Linked DNA regions of Homo sapiens: region 2 is linked to region 1. The links are chromatin loops, found by intact Hi-C in ENCODE. Cell type or tissue: IMR-90. All regions are shown on one strand. Links, peaks and the distances in the headings refer to the core of each region. The heading gives the core; the rest is flanking DNA.

Evidence for each region. Peaks named below come from ENCODE experiments on the same cell type or tissue, not always from the same donor. Only the 100,000 strongest peaks of a DNase experiment are listed, where the experiment ranks them.
Region 2: it touches region 1 in a loop (2.3-fold over the local background); 2 of 110 quality-filtered maps call a loop at or near these places.

What each region holds. Positions count from the first base shown.
Region 1 is chr20:24,519,600-24,529,979 of GRCh38, reverse strand. The region is part of intron 1 of SYNDIG1 (synapse differentiation inducing 1); the gene reads right to left. Among named protein-coding and RNA genes, the nearest start is that of SYNDIG1, 55 kb to the right of the region's middle. In IMR-90, for the core only: no CTCF peak of the experiment used is centred there; no DNase peak of the experiment used is centred there.
Region 2 is chr20:24,769,271-24,779,650 of GRCh38, reverse strand. No RefSeq gene overlaps it. Among named protein-coding and RNA genes, the nearest start is that of LINC02967, 140 kb to the left of the region's middle. In IMR-90, for the core only: no CTCF peak of the experiment used is centred there; a DNase peak (open chromatin) is centred at 5,780; H3K27me3 peaks cover 1,880 bases.

The DNA.
Region 1 (10,380 bases), core at 758-8,757:
CATCACCATCATTATTCCCAACACTGACACCATCACCATCATTATCCCCACCATTGATACCATCACCAGGAGTACTACCATCACCCTCACCACCATCACCACCATCATCCCCACCACTGACACTGTCAGAAGGAGTACCACCGTCACCATCCCCACCACTGACACCATCAGCAGGAGTACCACTATCACCGTCCCCACCACTGAAACTGTCAATAGGAGTACCATCACCATTACCACCATCATCCCCACTGCTGACACTACTGCCAGGATTTGGAAAATCAAGGCCACAGAACAAATACATCTAACACCTGCGTTTGTACAGCCCACAAGCTAAGAATGGTTTTCACATTTTTAAGTAGTTGAAGAAAATAGGAATATTCTATGACACACAAAAATTATGTGAAATTCAAATGTCAGTGTCCATAAATAAAGTTTTATTGGACTACACCCACAACCATTCATGCACATATGTCTATGGCTTCTTCTTCATGACAAGGGAAGAGTTGAGCAGTTGTGACAGAGACCATATTGTCCATGAAGCCTAAAATATTATCTGACTCTTTACAGAAAAATTTTACTGATTCCTAGCCATCATCCCTTCCATACCACCACCACCACCACCACCATCACTACCAGAAATCCACAACCACCATTACATCACCACCACTACTACTACTAACAATAACATCACTGTTGGTACAAGTAATGTCACCAGTACCATTGTCATCATTACCATCAACAGTGATGTCCTCCCACACACACAGTCCATGGTTTAGAGATGCAGAGGCTCCCATGTGACCAAAGATTTAACTGATAAGATTGTGAATGTGGACACAGACTCAGCCAAGACGTCTTCCTCCCCACCCACTGAAGGACAGAAAGAGAAAGCCTTGAACGCATTCTCACCTCTAAAATTATTTTGGGTAAAACTGTTTTTTTTTCCTTTGGAGGAGGGCCAGAGGGGCTTCATCTCTGAGAATTTCTAACCACAAGCCTGCACTCACACTCTCTCTGAGATTTCACACTCTTAATGTGCCTTGAAAAACACAGTTGAACACTTAGTTTGTAGTGTTTGGGGCTGGGAATCCACCACTGTGATTCTTGGCAGAAGCAAATGCAAATGTCCTCTAGGATAATGTATGTTAAAGACAGGACTAGAAAATGCCCATGGATAGTCTCAGAAAACAACCTGAGTTTGGGATTCAAGGGAGGGAAATGAGCACTGCTAATGGTTTGGATGCATATATTCCTTTGCAATTAATATGTGGGAACTAAATTCCTGAGGTGATGGCATTAAGAGGTGGAGCCCTTGGAGGTGATTAAGCCCTCGCCCATAGGATTAGTGCCTGTACAAAAGGGCTTGAGGGGGAGAGTTAGCCCCTTCTTGAGCTTCTGCCATGTGAGCACACAGTGTTCATCCCCTCCAGAGGACACGTAATAAGGTGCTATCTTAGAAGAAGAGAGTGAGTCCTTATCAGACACTGAATCTGCCAGCACTTCAATGTTGGACTTCCCGGCCTTCAGAACTGTGTGAAATAAATTTCTATTATTGATAAATTACACTGTGTGGTATTTTGTTGTAACAGCAGAAGCAAACTAAGACAAGCACTAAACACAGGAAGAAATAAGCAAGGGTGAGCAGAAATATCACAAATCTGGCCCACAGTGAATGTAGGTATTAACACTTTCAGATGAAGATTATAAAACAACCATACTTAGGATACTTTACAAATGAAAGATTTAGGACTTTTAGAAATAAAAATACATCAGTGAAATTAAAAGTCAATGGACAAACTGTTATTTCTAGCATTAGAATTGACTAGATGCTCTGAGAGATTCTCTTGTTACAAAATTAGATTCAGGATTAGAACACACTTTGAGACATTACTGATTGCGAAGGAAAATCTCCAAATATCACCACTCTTCCATGGAAGATTACTTGAAGGGGCAGAGCTGCACTGATTTAGGCATCAACAGTAACAGTAATAGTAAGTTATATAGCCTTGTAGAAAGACAAGATAGAGAAGTTGAGGCTGAACCTTATTCTAAGCTAAGATTCTTTACGGATGTGGTCTCAGATTTAAGCATGCATTTGAATCACCTGAAGGGCATGTTAAGCCCCAGGTTGCCAGGCTACAGAGTTCCTTACTCAGGGTGGAAAGGGATACCCAAGTTTCCATTTCTAAGAAGCTCATAGGTGACGCTGCTGCAGCTGATCCAGGGACCACACTCTGAGAACCACTGTTCTGTCGATTGCAATAGAGCCAATTCAGTGACGACTCCTCATTACAGGCAGAATAGAAACAAACATCTCTAAGAGAAAGACCCCCTCCCCAATTTAGCCACAGAGTAAGGTCAAATAATGAGCTGAGAAAGATCATCATGCACAAAAGACTGTATGCCACCATAAGTGAGAGTCTATAGAGAAAGAAGGAAGGAAAGAAAAGAAAAGAAAGGAAAAAAAAAGAAAAGAGAAGAGAAGAAAAGAACAACTCTGGACCATCAAGGACTTTACATATTTTTATAGTGAGAAGAAAGTATAGAACAATTGTTCATGAAATACTTACATAAATAAAACACAAGAAGGAGCAAGTGACAAGTGACTACCAGAATAAATAGAAAAATGAAACGTGTGAATTTCAAAAAGCAAAAAATATTTTTGTTGGAGTAAAAAACACAACGGAAGATATGGAATCTAAACAGCAGAATAGACACAGCTAAGAAAAAAAATGTAATCCAGAAGACAGATCTGAGAAAAATACCCCAAATGCCTCACGAATAGAAAAAAAGATAGGAGACAGCAATAAGCAGCAAAGAGCCTGGCAGGTAGAATGAGAAAGATCAGTCTCTTCTAATGGGAGTCTCAGAAATGGAGACAGAACTCCTGGGAGAGAAGCCGCACCTCAAAGGACGCTACCTGTGAAATGTTCAGCACTGATGAGAAACACAAATTCACTGATCCAGGAAATACCACATTGACACATTACATGAAACTGCTGAAGATTAAGTGGAAAGGTCTTAAAAGCAGTCAAAGGAAAATAGTGGATAATCTACATAGCAACAAAAACTAGAATGGCAAGACACATATCAAGCAATAATGGAAGCAAAAGGACAGAGGATAATATCTTCAATATATTGAGAGATATTAACTCTCAACCTTGAACTGGACATAATGAAATTATCTTTCAAGAGCCAAGTGAAAAATCCATTTGCAAATAAATAAAAAATCTACTTAGAGACTTAAACTAAAAGGAATTCTAAAGGATGCACTTTAGGAAGAAGAAAAATAATGCTGGGTGATGACCTGAGATACAAGGACTTATGAGCACACAAACTCACGACATACTTATAAATCCAAACAAACATTGATTATATATCTATCTATATATCTATATCTATATCTCTCTCTCTATATATATAAATGTAAATCATTAGATTTATTCTTAAAACTCTAAACACAGGAAAACAATAGCATGTAAATCAGGAGGTGAGCTAAGATTCTTTTAATGTTCCAGAAGTGTGTGAACATGTTCAGCTTTATACTTAAATATACATAGGCAAATGTCAAGGATAACTACCAAATGAATGGAAACATTTCTAATCATTCTAAACCAGGGGAGAGAAGTACATGAGTAAGAATGAAAATAGTAGTAAAACCTCAATCAAATAAAAAGAGGTAAGAAAAAAATGAAACATAAAAAAAAAGTTGGCCAAATTCTAAATAGAAAACTAGGATAATAGCAGATCCAAACATATCAGTATTCACAATAGGTACAAATTAATTTAAATTGTCAATTAAAATAAATTGTTAGTTTGGATTTAAAATAATATCCAGACATATGTTATTTATAAGAGATAGACCTAAAGCATACGGACATGGAATCGCTAAAAGTAAAAGGATGGAAAACATATATACAAGGAAAATCCTAGGCAACAAATAAGAAATCTGGCACAGTGTAATGAATACAAAACAGATATTAAGGAGTAGAAAGTATTATTATATAGTAACATAGTTACACAGAGAGAGATCCAATTAACCGTATACAACAATTCTCAAATTCCATGTACATAATCCATTTATATCACATTATATAAAGCAAAATTTATAGAATTATGGGGATAATGTAATATTTTCACCATCACAACAGGAGACTGCAAAGTATGCTCTCAATTATGCTGAGAAATAAACAGGCCAAAATTAAGAAAAACATAGAATATTTGAATAATAATTTTGATCAAAAATGCACATATAAAACTTGGCATCCAACAGAGAATACAAATTCTTCTAGGCATACGTGTTCTCTTTCTCTCTCATTCTCTGTCTCTCTCACTCTCTCTCCATTCTTCTCTCTCTTTCTTCCTTTCAAAAATTGATCAAGTATTAGGCCATGAAGTATGCTGGGCATGGTGGCTCACGCCTGTAATCCCAGCACTTTGGGAGGCCGAGGCAGGTGGATCACCTGAGGTCAGGAGTTCGAGACCAGCCTGGCCCACATCGTGAAACCCCGTCTCTACTAAAAATAAAAAATCAGCCAGGCATGGTGGTGTGTGCCTGTAATTCCAGCTACTCGGGAGGTGGAGAATTGCTTGAACCCAGGAGGTGGAGGTTGCAGTGAGCCAAGATCGTGCCACTGTACTCCAGCTTGGGCCACAGAGTAAGACTCTGTCTCAAAAAAAAAAAAAAAAAAAAAAAGAAGAAGAAGAAGTATGTATAAAACATTAGTATCTTACAGATCATTTTCTTTAGCCACAATGCAAATCATATAAAAGTTGATACAATTAATAAAAACCACGTTCATTTAGAAACGAAGGAAAAGAAATGCTTTCTTAATAACCATTTGATCAAAAAGGAATCATAACAAAATATAAAAATACTTAGGTCAGGATCATTGAGAAACTAAATTATTGAAACCTAGAGATGCAGGAGAAGAGGGAAATATGTAGCCTTAAATGCATATATTATTTTTAAAAGGTTAAAAATTAATGAGCCCCATCTAAATTAATAAATTCACCAAAATAATAATAATAAAGGCAAATAATACATGACAGGTGTTAATAAGGTAAGAGCAGAAGCTAGTGAAACAGAAAGCAAAGATACCACACAGAGGATCCACAAGGCCAAGTCTCTTCCCTGCAAAGACAACTCTCTGATGAGGCTGTGTAAAGAGAGAGCCAGGGAGCCTGCTTCTAGGCTAGATGAAGAAGTGGACTCACATCACTCTTCCCCTCTCTCCAAGACCCCGTTAAAATGTTAGTGAAAGAGCAAAAAGAATCTTAATGGAAGAGAAAATGGAAAAAATCATCCTTAACAAGATAAATTTTTTTTTTTTTTTTGAGACAGAGTCTCGCTCTGTCGCCCAGGCTGGAGTGCAGTGGCGCGATCTCAGCTCACTGTAAGCTCCGCCTCCCGGGTTCACGCCGTTCTCCTGCCTCAGCCTCCCGGGGTAGCTGGGACTACAGGCGCCCGCCACCACGCCCAGCTAATGTTTTGTATTTTTAGTAGAGACGGGGTTTCGCCTTGTTAGCCAGGATGGTCTCAATCTCCTGACCTCGTGATCCACCCGCCTCGGCCTCCCAAAGTGCTGGGATTACTGGCGTGAGCCACCCTGGCCGGCCAACAAGATAAATAATTTTAAAGCGTAACAGTAGATGAGGAATCTAACCAAAGGCGAGAAGAAGGAGTGTGGACAGAAGCTGCAGCCAGGAATTTATGTTTGGAGCCCGCAGATGGCCAAGAGGACACAGGAACATGGGCTGGCAGAGGACCTTTCATCAAAACCATGCACATGGACAGGCAATGGGTCAGCGCCTTCGAAGTTGCGAGAAAAACCTTTAAAGTATGTACTCTACCAAGCACTCCTCCAAGGATGAGTAAAAACAAAAAAGGAAACAAAACAAGGATGACAATAAATATTTTCAAGAGTCAGAAGATGTAGCTCACAGCAGCCTGTCTGAATAAGTAACTTAGAGATTTACTCCAGAAACAAATGGCAGTGAAAACCATGGATGTGGATAATAGAGGATAAGGGGAAAGCAGTGAATAGCTTAAATGAATAAAAAGCAATCTCTGCATGGCAGCTGGCCAGCAGCAATCTGTCCCATTTATAACAAACACCCGTGGGCTTCACAAAGACCATCTTTGTGAGCAAGAACGGCAGCGCGCATGCACAGCTGGAAGTTAAGATGGATGCTGTGAGGAAGGCACAGGTTTCTTTCCTCAATGTGAAAAGAATGTCATTTAGAAACTCCAGAAAAACACACACAGCCAGAATAGGTGTATAGGAACTCCATCGGTCCAAATATAAAGCAAAACAAAATTTCCCGTCATTTTACACAGCTGTGGAATTTAAAAAGACAGAATCCGTTTGACCTGGACACTATATTTTCCTTTATCTGGCACAGGGGTTATGATTCAGGAGCTGAATACAGAGGCAATATTAACTTATTACCAAAACTTGGGTTTATAGCCATAACATTTACAGAATCTTGACAATAAATGTTTAGTAATTTAACATTTAGAATCTACATATAAACCCAACGTAACTGAAAACCAAAATTTAAAGGTGCCTCACCCTGACCAAGTTGACATCATTGTTGTTGTGGTCATCATCATCAGTTTGACCAAGAGTTCAGCTTCTCCTAAATCCCAAGCATCGTGCTAAACTTTTAATAAGGACTATCCTGTTTAATTTTTATAACAACCCCATTAAGTAGGTATAGTTATTATCATCCCTTTTGCAGATGTGGAAACTGAGGCATCAAAAACTGAAGCAACCTGTTTAAGGTCTTTCGCCTATAAGCTGCAGAGCTGGATTTCACAGCCAGGAAGCCTGACTTCAGGGTCTGACTCATAGCCAGTAAGCTGGACTCACTCATTCTCATGTACAATTGAAGACACAGCCAACCTCAATAGGAAAGTGACACAGTTTGCTTGTGTGTCCCCTCCAAATCTCATATTGAAATGTGATCACCAGTGTTGAAGGCAGGCCTAACAGGAGGTGTGTGGGTCATGGGGGTGAATTCCTCATGAAGGGCTTGGTGCCATCCTTGTGGCAAGGAGTAAGTTCTTGCTGTGTTAGTTTACATGCGAGCTGCTTGTTTAAAAGACCCTGACATCTCTCTCTTGCTCCCTCTCACCAGGTGACATGTTGGCTGCCACTTCCCCTTCTGCCATGATTAAAAGCTTCCTGAAGCTTCCCCAGAAGCCAAGTAGATGCTGGCACCATGCTTGTACAGCCTACAGAACCACGAGCCAAATAAGCCTCTTTTCTTTACAAATGCCCCAGTCTCTGGTATTCCCTTACAGCAACACAAAACGGACTAATACAGAAGGCCAATGGGGAAGAGAGAAACAGTGTGGGTAAGCATGCCAACCACAGCCTCATCCCACAGAGTGAAATGAATACAACAGTAACCAAGGGAAGGACTCAAAATAATACATCCCTAAGAAGTTGGGAGAAGTGGGGAGGAGATAGGCAGTAGTGTAAGTGAACTAAATTCTAACCTTAAGTGAACTAATCTCTACCCTTTCAAAGCAGGGAGTCCACTGGTAGAATTTAAAGCTAACGGATCAAGAAATAACTTGATGCGGCCAGGTACATGGGCTCATGCCTATAATCCCAGCACACTGGGAGGCAAAGGTGGGAGGATCGCTTGGAGCTAGGAGTTGGAGACCAGCCTGTGCAACACAATGAGACCCCATCTCTACAAAAAATTTTTAAAGCTGGCCAGGCATATGCACCTATAGTCCTAGCTACAGGTGGGAGACTAAGGCAGGAAGCTGAGGCTGATGCTGGAGGATCACTTGAGCCCAGGGGTTTGAGGCTGCAGTGAGCTATGATCATGCCACTGCACTCTAGCCTAGAAAACAGAGCAAGACTCCATCTCTAAAAAGAAAAAAAGATAGAACAGGATGAACACAGCTGTCAGGGTATGGCAATAACAGTCAAAAGAGGAAGGTGGGCAGGAGCTGCCTCTGAGAAGTGTCTGGGCAAATGAAGTGATATGTTAGGGGCCAAGGGGAAAGGTTTGTAACTTTCATTACTATTTCGGGGTATTACTTAATTTTTTTTTTTTTTTTGAGAGGGAGTCTTTCTTTTTCACCCATGCTGGAGTGCAGTGGCGCAATCTTGGCTCACTACAACCTCTGCCTCCTGGGTTCAAGCGATTCTCCTGCGTCAGCCTCCCGAGTAGCTGGGATTACAACCATGCACCACCACACCCAGCTAATTTTTTTGTATTTTTAGTAGAGACGGGGTTTTGTCCTGTTGGCCAGGCTGGTCTCGAACTCCTGACCTCAGGGGATCCACCCTCCTCGGTCTCCCAAAGTGCTAGGATTACACGTGTGAGCCACTGTGTGTGGCGAGGTACTACTTAAATTTTAAATATGCCTTTATTATACTAGCAGAATAACCATATGAAAATAGCCTTTAAAATTCATATTATTGTAGAGAAACTGGAACCCTGTGCGTTGCCAGTGAAAATGTCAAATGGAGTGGCCACGGTGGAAGACAAGACGGTGGGTCCTCAAAGATTCAACACTGAGTTACCATACAGCAGCCATTTCACTGCTGAGTATACACTCCCCAAAATGGAAAGCAGGTGTGATTGTGTCACTGTACTCCAGCCTGGGCAACAGAGTAAGGCCCTGTCTCTTAAAAAAAATTGAAAGCAGTGACTCCAACACAGATTTGGGGACACTGAAGTGCATAGCATCATGATGCAGAAGTAGTCAGAAGGTGGGAACAATGAAAACGCCCATTGACAGAGGAATGAATACGCAAAATATGGCATATGCTACCCTGAATTATTAGTCAGCCTTCAAAATGAAGCAAATTTTCCTCAGTGTTACAGCATGGATGACCCTTGAAGACAACATGCTAAGTGAAATACGCCAGTCACAAAAGGTCAAATACTGTATGATTCCACTTATATGAGGTACCTAGAATAGTCACACTCACAGACAGAACACAGCTGCAGAGGCTGCAGAAGGGAGGGAACGGAGAGTTACTGCTTAATGGGGACAAGGTCTTGGTTTAGGATGGTGGTAAGTTCTGCAGATGGACGGTGGTGATGGCTGCACAGCAATGTGCATGGATTTAATGCCATTGAATTGTACATTTAAAAAGGAATAAAATGGTATATTTTATATGTATTTACTACAATAAAAAAGGACTTTTCTCAAAAAAATAAGAAGTAACAATGTTGGTGTACAAGCCAACATTGTTAGGTGCAAGTATACACAAGTATAGTACCTTTGAACTTACTGTAATTTTTTTTTTTTTTTGAGACAGAGTTTCTCTCTTGTTACGCAGGCTGGAGTACACTGGCATGATCTCAGCTCACTGCAACCTCTGGCTCCCTGGTTCAAGTGATTCTCCTGCCTCAGCCTCCTGAGCAGCTGGGATTACAGGCGCACACCACAACACCAAGCTAATTTTTGTATTTTTAGTAGAGACAGGGTTTCTCCATGTTTCCCAGGCTGACCCAAACTCTTGAGGTTGTGATCCGCCTGCCTCAGCCTCCCAAAGTCCTGGGATTATAGGCGTGAGCCACCGCACCTGGCCTGAACTTACTGGAATTTGATGTAAGTTAGTTCTACACTTTCTGGAAAATATAAGAACCTCAAACATATTAATTCTGATTACAATCTACAAATTTAGTACTGTAGTACTATTGTTGGCTTTATTTTAAATTATATATAATATACATATACTATTATGTAAGATATAAAAACATATAAAATTATATATTAAACATATATAAGCACCACAATATTTTGTTAGTGTTTTTTCTTTATTCAGTCAGTATTCATTTAGATTTACCTATATACATAAAAGCATGCTCAGGGAAAAGCCCCGTCGGACTCCATCAAGGGTCAGAAGCCACTGACTGCGAGGTGCATCACTGTTTCAGAATTTCAGAAATAGGAACAAATGAAAAGAAAGGAATGTACATCCTAGAATTGGAGAAATGCACTATTAAATAGAAAATAAACTAAGAGAGAAAGAGCCACAGACTGCAACACTACTCAGAAAATTCCTTAGCATGGGTTAGTTACTAAATGAGTTTAATCTACAGTGATGACATTCTGTGTTTTTCGTGATGGCGGTGGTGGTGGGGTGTGTGTGTGTGTGTGTGCATGTGCGCGTGCGTGCGTGTGTCTGTCTGTCTGTCTAAGGGAGAGAGAGAGAGGGAGAAGGAGAAGGAGGGAGAAAGAGAAAGAGAAAAATCCACTATGCACTGAGGGTTGCATGAGTAATACAACTTTACCAAAAGATCAAAGGAGCCACATGGCTGCCATTCTCTGTATCAATAATAAAGGCACGTGGTAGAGAACTGGGATGTGGATTGGCTGTTGCCAGGATCCATTTTGTGGAA
Region 2 (10,380 bases), core at 1,080-9,079, 250 kb before region 1:
GGAAAATCCAGACCCTCTTCCATCCTGCACTTTGCTTGATTGGGAATCGCATGCAGCTCATACTTGTGCATCTATTTAATAAGATAGAGTTGTTGCTTTTTCTCCTGCAAAGGTGTGGAACGGAAGCTGTGGGTCTCATGCTGGAAAGCAGGCTTGGCTGGCCCAGCCCTTCTGGCTTTCTGTCATTGTTTGCACCTCGGTGTCTTGCTGGGCCCAGACATCCACCCCTCACTGGGCTCTCATCCAAGCACAGGAGAGGGAAGGGCCAAAGAACAAGGAATCTCTGGGGCCGCAGTACTTAGGATGGTTATATTTCCACAGAGGAAATGCCAGGAGAGGTGGCCCTGGAGCTTGAGGCCCTTATGAGGTGCAGGAGGCACAGCGAGCAGAGCTCTGGGCACCAAGCGCTGTGTTCAGAGGAAACAGCTGCATCCCAGCCAAGACCAGAGTAACAGTTGTGTTCCCAACTGAGAAAATGGTAACTAGATGCACGGTTAGGGCCTGTAATTAATTCTGCACCTAGATAAATAATCAGATGAAGGTCTGTCTGGGTAGGACACTGGAAGCAGGAGGTGCTGTGGACCCGAGGAAAGGTTCTTGGGTGTGGCGTGAAGGGGTGGTTAGATCCTGCCTTCTGGAGCTGAGCTTGGACTTCTGGCCCCGGTCCAGCTCTGTCATTGGCAGTCTAGTCCCGCTTTTCCTTCCCATGGTTCCGGTGCACAGGTGTTTCTGGCTGGCGCCAGTCCCGAGGTGCTCTGCTGATTCCGAGAAGCCGGCAGGCGGCAGCCACTGTGGTCAGGGCAGCACTGCCGTCTTCATCTGGGCGTCCTCATGCACCTGCTGTCAGCAGGCCCTCCTACCCTGACCCTGGAGGACAATCTGGGAGCCTCGGAGCCTTTCTGAAAGGTGGACGCATGGAGAGGAAAACCTGGCTTCAAGCCTCACCGGCCCAATAGGAAGGCTGATGCAGATGCTGTCTCCACCTGGCAGGCTTCCTGTGCCCAGCGCTGGTGCCCTGCCCTGGCCTGGCAGTGTGTGGGAAGCAGTGATGAGGCACCCAGCATGCTGAGCCCCTAGAAGGAAGGCGACTTTGGTCCAGGGAATTCGGCCAGTTTATGTCCTGGCTCCAAGGAGCTTCAGTTCCCAGCTCTCTCTCTCTCTCTCTCTCTCTCTCTCTCTCTCTCTCTCTACCCCTCCCTCCCTCCCTCCCTCCCTCTCTCTCTCTCTCTCTCTCTCTCCCCTGATCTCTAGGCCATGCTCCAGGCAGCATCTGTCCTGCCCTGTCTTTGTTCCCCTGCCCCAGAACCTTGCACACACAGATGGACGGAATGCACAGAGGAGAGAATGAATGGTTGCTTAATGTGAGGGGAAGCCAGGCAGCCAGCGACATGTAAAGCTGGAAGAGAACCTACAGAGGGTTCTCCTGAGTCCCTCAATTTGTCTGAAGGGGCCCCTCTTCCATGTTTGCTTGAGGAAGGGGCTGGGAACTTTGCCTGTGTTGACAGGGATCTCCTGGGAGCTGGGGTGTGGGGTGGGCAGATCCTAGCTCATGGCAGGCAGGCATTCAGTGTCACCCCTGCATTTGCCAGAAGGTTCCCCTCCTCTCCTGAGTCCTCAGGCTGTCCCCGTGGCATCTTCCAGGATCCACATATGAATGATGACTCATGGGTGTCTTTCTCCCTGCTTCTAGGGATAGTTTTAGGCTTGGGGAGGGGGTGGAATCCCACAAGAACAGATGGACGCTGCCTCCTTTGCACCTACCCCGTGGCTGTGTCTGAGAGCTTCCATTTTCTCCAGGAGGACAGGTGGCAGAGAACCATCCAATCCCCTCTGCAAGTGTAGCACTTGTTTGGAATTCAGTTCTATATCAGGTGGTGCGTCTCGCCAACTCTTCAAAAATCAATGAGCTACAAGGCCTTACATTAGAACAAGTCTCTTGGAAATTCAGTGCTGAAATCCCTTTATGCACCAATTCTCTCAGAAACCTGAGTCAGATAGTCACAGTTCTCCGTGTAGCCTATTTTTATGTCCAGTCTCTTGGAAATTTAGCACATAGTGGGAACTCAAACATTTTGCTTAATAATTGTAGGACTGTTAATTTCTGTGCCAGACTAAAGACAAGCTATTTAAAGACCCTCTATGTATGGGGCTTAAAGAGCTTAAAGACATGATTCTGTAGAAACATGATTCCATGGAAACAATGTTGGTTCTATGTTTGCCTCTAACATGTCACATTCTTTTGTATTTTAATGTTACTTCTCATGTTGTATTGACCAGGTGCAGTTTCATCTTCTGAATCCAAGAATGGAAGCACGATGGGACTTGAGCATCCAGGACTACCCACTCAGGAGAGCATATGACCAGCCCCTCAGAGCCTCTGGGGTCGAGGCAGGTGTGTCACCTTCCAGCCCCATAGTCAGTTCCTGTGGCTCCTTTGCCCATGGGCTGTGCCATTATTATGCCACATGACTGTGCAGTTGCTTTGTGCCTGGGGTGTTTGTCAGAAAAGATTCCCAGGGCAGGTGGGTGTGAAGACAGCATCCTCCCTTGGCCGAGGTGACACCCTCCAGGCTGGGGACAGAGTCTGGGAGAGTAAGGAGCACTTGCTTCTTTCTCTGGGAAATGTGCTGTGTGTCCCGACAGGGCGTCCTGGTTCTCCCCTTTGCCCTCACACTCTTTTCCCACAGTGAGTCCTGGTACACTCTTGCTCAGAGCCTGCAGTGGGATCCACCATCCCTGCAGTGGCCCCCAAGGGCTCCAAGAGCCAGCAGGACCTGCCTTGACCTTCCAGTCTCACTTCTGTCCACTCTCTGCTTTCCTCTCGCCAGTCCAGCCTGACCTCCTCGCTGTCCCTTCAGCACCCAGGCACAGCCATGCCTCAGGGCCTTTGGATGTGCGGTTTGCCTGGAGCACTCTTCACCCAGTCATCTGCTTGGCCAATGTCCTTGGCACCTTCTCTTTGGCACACCCAACACTGCAGAGCCTCCCCTCTCCAGCCCACACTCAGGACCCATGTATCTGACTCTGCTTTCTTTCCTTCCCATAACACTTACAGTCGTGTAACATACAAGTTGTTTACTCTTCTGTTCTGTTGTTGTTTGTGAGTTGTTGCCGGTTTTGCTCCCCAATATCCTGAGCACTCAGCAGTGTCTGCCCGGCTTTGGCTCAGATGGAGCATGATGTGTGGATTTGGGTTTGTTGCATCTTCTCAGTTCAAATAAAACTGACAAATGGCAGCATTCTTCAGCAGACATCCAGCATAGCTTTATCAATTTCATGTATTTCTGCTTCTGTCTTTATTATCTTGTGCATTCTATTTTCCTAAGGTTTATTCTGTTTTAAAAGAATATGTTTTCTTAAGTTCATTCATTCTCAGACTTCCTGCTTTTCTAAAACAGCCCTAATATCATGTAACCACTCTTAGAACCTTTTTGTTGTATTCTACAGGTTGTGACAGGTACTCTTAATGATTATTCAATATTAGGTACTGTTATTTATAAATTATTTAGAAATACTTGGTGAGTCATTGTTACCTCCTTTTTCCTGTTTTAGAGGTCATGACTTCTGTATTCTTTGATACAGCCTAGCATTTACAGCCTGCATTCCTCACTTATCAAAGTCTGATGTTAACTGGTGATTTTATATGTGGGCACTCTCTTTTCCAAATATATTTTAAAAATCTTTTAATCATTGATTTTTCACTTAATTGTATTGCGTTTAGAAAATATGGTGTACAGTACTAAGTTTTGCAATCTTTTGAGACTTGCTATTTAGTCCAATGCATAAGCAATATTTGTAAATGTTGTCTGTGATCGTATAAGAAATAAATCCCACCAATTAATGGGTGCGTGTTCTGCACATACCTGTCAGTTCACATTTGTTAGTTGTGTCATTTATGTCCTTGCTAACCATTTTTGTCTTCTTGACCTATCAGTGATGGTGGCTTTATCAACCTCTTATTGCAATCCTGCAAATCTTTGCTTTACATATTTAGAAGTTATTAGTTGCGCACAAGTTTAGAAACACTATATCTTCCTATGTAGTGATCTTTTTCTCCCATATGATGTTTTTTGCCCTAAAGTCTATTGCTATAGCTGCAGTAGTTTTTGTGATTAATAATTGCCTGGTATATCTTTTTTCTATTATTTTCTTTATGGGGTGTATATTTTAAAGTTTTGGACATATCTCTTTATAACAGCATATAATGAGATTTTGCTTCTAATCCAGACTGACCATATTTGTATCTTAAGTAAAGAGTTTTTAATCCATTTACCTTCATTGTGACTATTGATGTGTTTGAGCTTATTTTTGCCACCAAATCATATTTTACATATTTTATTAGTTTTGTTCCTTCCTCCTCCATTCTTTCCCTTTTTGGGAACAAGTGGCAAAGACAGTTTTTGAACTCAGATTTCTCCAACACCAAAGGCTGTATTCTTTCAACCTCTCCACTGTGGGACTATGAAAATCCCCAAGTGGCATTTCTATTTCACATCTCAATTTTATGCCGGAGATTAACTGCATGTTTTTCTATTTCCTATTTCTCGACCTATCTGTTTGAATAAACATCTGAATGGTTTTATAGATTGGCTTCCTTGGTGCTTCTCAGATATCCCCCCATTTCCCTACAGGGTCTGTTATGCTTTTTTCTCAAATACCTATGAGGAGTTCTCACTTCTTTACCCCTTCTAGTTTGGCTTAAATGCTGTCTTTTTACTGGAGCTCCCTTGGCCCTCTTAATCAAAATATCAAAACCCTCCACCCTTGCCATTCTTATCCCTGTCCTGCTTGACTCCTTGGAGGATGAGTGACTGCAGGCACCACCCCATGCTCAGAGGCTCTGTCGGGAGCCTGCGCCTCATACCTCACCCCGTGCTGAACTTCTTCAGGATGGCATTTGGCCTCCACTACACAGGATGAGTCTTCTGGGTAAATATTTTTTTCAAGTGTGGCGGCTCACTTTTTAAAACAATGAGTGAATATGGCTTTTTCACATGCTAGCGTTTTTCTCTGTTGTTTTCTTCGTCTCGTCCTTTTCACCTCTTCCCCCTTCCCCAAAAGCATGCACTGTGCAGTGTCCCCATCTCCTGCCCATCAAAACTCATGACCTTTATTCATATGATGGTGCTTCAGAAATGCCCTTCACCTCCCTGCCCAACTGTGCAGCTCCCTCTGGGTGAAATATTGACTTCAATGGCCTCATGTTCTTTACATTCTCCAAAGTTTGTCATCTTTGTTAAACAATGAAAGCAGCTTCTTGATGTTTCTCTCCTTAATGATTGCAAGAGAGAATGATGCTGTTATTTCCCAATTGTTGCTGCCAGGGAGACAATTGGATCTAGGAGTGGACCCAGAAGCAGCCTCCTGGAGGAAGCTGCAAATATGATCATTATCAGGCTGGAGATGCTGAAGATGGGTGAACATTCCCAGTGACTCTGGCTCAACCTGGGACCCTGGCCAGAGCTACTGGTCACCACCACCATGCAGGGTTTGGGGCTTCAGTGCCTACCAAGATGGATCTGCAGGCTGTTGACAGGTAGCCAGGTGACCCCTGTCTGCTACTGACCCCTCAAGCTGGTCAGCACAGGTTTATAATGAACACCACGGTGTCATGTCAGACTCGGCCCCAGTGTGAGGCCAGGGGATGCTGAGTGTCTGCATTTCAGCAAAATGTAACCCATCTGTTTCTAGGCATTTGCCTAAGACAGGTTGTGGTCTAGTCGTCCAAGGGTGATGTGGTGTCTGAAAGCCCCTTAAAAAGCTGATTCAATGTTTATTCTCTCTTTTGAGGAGGTGAGTCATGTTTCACCAGCAGATACTTGTGACTCATTTTTTAAAAAGGGTTTTCATGCTCTAAGCTGGTGGGGTTGAAGTGAATTACAAATCTGTCAGCCTTTCCCCATCTTTCTTATGTCTGGATGGAAAAGCACAAGCTCATATTCAAGGAGGTGCTCAAAGCTGGACTGTGGGGTTTTGCTCACATTATGAAGTTAGTTCTACTTTTGGTTCTGAGCAAGAATTGAGCCCAGAACCACCAAGGCTATCCCTTCCAGGGTAACCTAGAGAATGGTTTCTGTGGTGATCGCTGGAATTGGGCTGGTGGTCCCAAATGAGCCACAGGTCTGGCTTCCTAACTGCACCAGGGTTAAAATATGCTCCCGGAAGAGTGGAAACAACTTTCCTCCAAGCAATACAATGTCTGTGGTTGGGGGATTGTCTTGGAGAGAACCTGATTGGGATTTTCCTGGATAGGAGTTCTGAAACTTTTCCAAGTCGCTAGAGAAAGCCTGTCCAAGCAATTTCATAGAAAAAGCAACAGTGCACAGTCACCCACTCACTCAGCAGCACAGCGCAGTGTGGATCCTTGGGGTCCTCCCCTGGCTTTGTGAACTTGCTGAAGCACCTGGCTCCAGCCCCATTGCCTCCTGTGTGAAATTAGGATAACAGTTCCTCACAGAACTGAAGTGTAAATTTAGCGAGTTATTACAGGAAAAGTACTGGGCTCTCTCTGGCACATCATGGACACTGTGCATTCCAATTCCTTGCATTCCTGGGTACATATAGGAGGCATTTCTCCATTCTCCCGTTGGAAATCACTGAAAGCAACTTGGAGAAAAAAGCCGAAATGAGCCTTTTCTTGATGAATGAGGAGTGCGTGTCTTCCCCCCAGGCCCCCAGCCATAGAGCATCTTCGCGTCTTTGAACAGCCACCTGGCTCCTGCCTCAGGGCCTTGGCACCTGCCCTTTCTTCTCTCAGCATGGCATGTCCTCTGGTTGTCTGTGTCCTTGGCCCTCCTCATCTGTCATCAGGGATGACGACATCCCTGACCTGCTGCTGAAGGTCAGCGCCGCCCTGCCCACATGTCTGTGAGCCCTCGTCAGGGTTCACACTTATTTGGTTGCATTGTGTACTTTCTAGTGTGCACTAAGTGCTTCCAACAGTGTCAGGCTCACAGCAAGCACCGCATCAGTGTCACTACTATTATTATTATTGCTATTATCATGTCTTCGTGGGATGAAGGAGCAGTGGCTGGGGGGCGGTTGGGGGGCGAGGTGTGGTGGCAGAGAGCGTTTCCCACCTAGAACACGTGCCTGCTCTGAACATTTCACATCAGATGCTTTCAGGCTCCTTCTCTTGGAAGGTCACCCAAAGGTTGCTTTTCTTTGCCTTGAAGAATTGCAGCAGACTTTAGATCCGTTCTGCATTATATGTGTGGTGTAGTTGGATCAGATACATAGACGGAGACGTAGATAAAGACACAGATGTGGACCTTCAAGGAGAGCTAATGAGGTCAAGGTGTGTTACTGTGAACACACACAGGCACACATGGACACACACACAGAGACACACATAGGCACAGAGAAACACACAGACACACACACACACACACACACGGACACACACACAGAGACACACATAGGCACAGAGAAACACACAGACACACACAGAGACACCAACAGACACACACACACACACACACACACATCAGACCTGGAGATAGTAATCTAGGTCCTACATAGAAGTTTTGAAATATTTCAGGCAAAATCCCATCCCCTCCTTGCTTCACCTCCCCCTTGCCCTGCCCTGAGGGGCACTGTCTGGTCCCAGGAGCAGGGCCAGCTTTCGAGTGCCCAGGTAGGGCTGCTGCCGCCTCCAGCCTCCAGCTCCATTCCGGCCAGCCGGAGCTCCTTCCTGCTGGCTCTGCTTTTCCTTCCTGCACCTCTGGCAGCCTCTTCCTGGCTCTTGGCATCTTACTTGGTGAAAGTGAATGCAAGACAGGCTGAAAACCACATCCTTATAATCTTGGGGACAGGACTTGCCTCACTGTAGCCCTGGGTGTCCCCTCTGCTCCTGGGCTTGGAGCAGCCTGGGTGTGCAAGTGCCGAGATCTGCAGATCTGGAGGAGTTGCTCCTGCTCACCCTGCCGGGGCCGCTCTCCCTTCTCCTTGCAGGAAGCCATCATTTCCTATGTGCAGGCATGGGCAATGCCTCAGAATTATCATCTGGCGGGGAACGCCTTCATTTCTGTTTTACTGATTAGTACACCCAGGCTCAGAAATGTTAATTAGCTCACTCATGGTCACACATGTCATCCACTGCAGAACTGAGACATGAAAGAGGCTTCTCTGCCCCAAATTCTGCTTTCTTCATCCCTTTGCTAATACTTCCAAATTTGTGGAAACAAAGCATATGAAGCCACAGGGAGTCAGAGAGGCAGTGCAGCTGCATAGAGATTGAGGGTCGAGTTCGGTTGCCTTTTACCCATGACTGCAGCTAGGCCACTTTACTCCTCCATGCCTATAAAATGGGGAAATGACACCTGCAGAGGCTGCCTCAGAGAGATGTCGAGGTGATCAACTGAGAAGGAAACCTGCTCGGAAAGCTGTCAAGTACCCCATAGATATGAATCACCATTGTCCTCCATAGCACTAGAATGCACCAAGATTAAACATGAAAGTACACTGTTCAGGAAATTTCTAAAAAGAATATGTGTTCTTCCAAGAGACAACCTGTTTTCTAAATGTACTTTCCTAAGTCGGGGTTCCCTGGCACCCCGCCCTTCACCATGGCCATGTTTCCCAGAGTCAGTGGGCATGAAGTTGAGCAGCACAGCCAGGGCCCCGCTGGGCTGGGATTGCAGCCTCCTCACTCAAGCAACAAGGAACCAGAGAATCTCCCATGGGTGCTCAGCCTGCTTCCAAAAGACCTGAGACAGAATTACACCATCCGTGTGGAAATGGAAGCCCCTTGTCTGCCATGGAGAAGGAAGGGGGAGGAAATACCGCCAAGGCCGGGCTCTGGGCGGTCACAGCAGGAGACGCTGAATCCTCCCATGGGCGTCCTAGTGTGAGGGCAATGCCCCAATCCCAGCACTTCTCCCCACACGCATCCTCCCTGATGGTGCCCATGGGGTAGCCCTTGAGGGAGGGGAAGCGCTGGGGAATTCACCCAACGGCCTGTGCTGGGGATGCGGACAGCATCATGGACTTAGCTGCCCAGGAAGGCTTGCTGCTGAGGCACAAAGAAAGTCCCGTGGCATTTTTTGCTTAAACTCTCTGTAGAAGTGAAGGGAGTGGAATAAAAATGTGACTCGGCTGAGGAGGCCTTGTGGGAAGCTGACCGAAGCCACCTGGCTCCACATCTCCCCTGCTGCTGGAAGTGTCCATTAGGAAGGCCCGGGGTCTGCCTTAAACTCACCATTCCTACAACGAGGGGGATTTGTCCAGTCTCCCTGTCTGTGCCTGGGAAAAGGGTCACATTCTCCCTCCTGCTTCCCAGTCTGAGCAATGCAGGGCTGGGGACCAACTCTGTCTGCCTCCTGTCTCACCTTGGCGCGCACTTCCCTAGCTATTCCGGCACCACACCCTGCTCGCTGTCCTGCAGGTCTCTGGCCCGTGCTAGGATTGTGGCCCTCCAAGAGGTTTCCCAGCCCCGTCTCTCTCCTCTGGCATCCCCGTGCACTGCGAGCAGATCTGTCTTGGCCAAACTCTGCGTGGGGCATGCCCCCCTCTGCTCAGGAGCCCTCAATGGCTCCCTGTTGGCTTCTCAGTCAGGGCCTCCTAGCAGAGGTTCCCCTTATTTCCCACTGGTACTGGCACCCCAGTCCCCAGCAAGTGCTGGCCAAAGCCCCAGCCATGGCCGACAGTGACCACCCTCAGCCCCTGCTCAAGGAGACCGAGCTCTACCATGCTGGGGTGGGGGCGGCCACCTGGCCAGTGGTGGGGCGTGACCATGTTGCCTGGTGCCAGTGGAGGCCCTTGGGCCTGCATGTCAGGTTCTTTGCAGACCTGCTCCCTGGGGGCAGGTCCGGCAGCAGCAGACGAGAGTGGAGAAAACCCCTGAAGGAAGGGGGAATTTGGGGAGGGGCTCAGGTGCTGCTCTGCCCTCACCTAAGGAGCCCCATCTTGAACCTCTGTCCTCACAACCACAGGAGTCTGAGGCCCTGATGGTGACCATTCTGGAACATTCTGGTTAGGACCACTGGCTCCTTGCTGCCAAAGAGCTTCAGCATAGAGCTGGCACCCGGAATCTGGCAGTAGCTGTGCAGGGGAGGGCAGGCATTGTAGATCGGCCTTGCAGTGCTCATGAGAGGGGCCCTGGCACAGAACCTCTCTGGGCTTTAGTTACTTCTTCAGTGCAACAGGGATACTGTGGCCCCCTGGACGTGGTTTCAGAGCTTAACCCAACAGTGAGAGGGAAGCCTGTGGCGGAGATGGGGCTCACAGCTTGAACTCACAGAGGGCTGGGCTTAATCAGAGGATTGAGTGTCCTGGGTCCCAGAGGCAAGAGGGGACCCCCCATCACTGCCAAGAAACTGCAGCTCCAAAACAGCCCCAGATGCCACACCACGTCACTTCCCACATGTGGCCAGCTTGGTG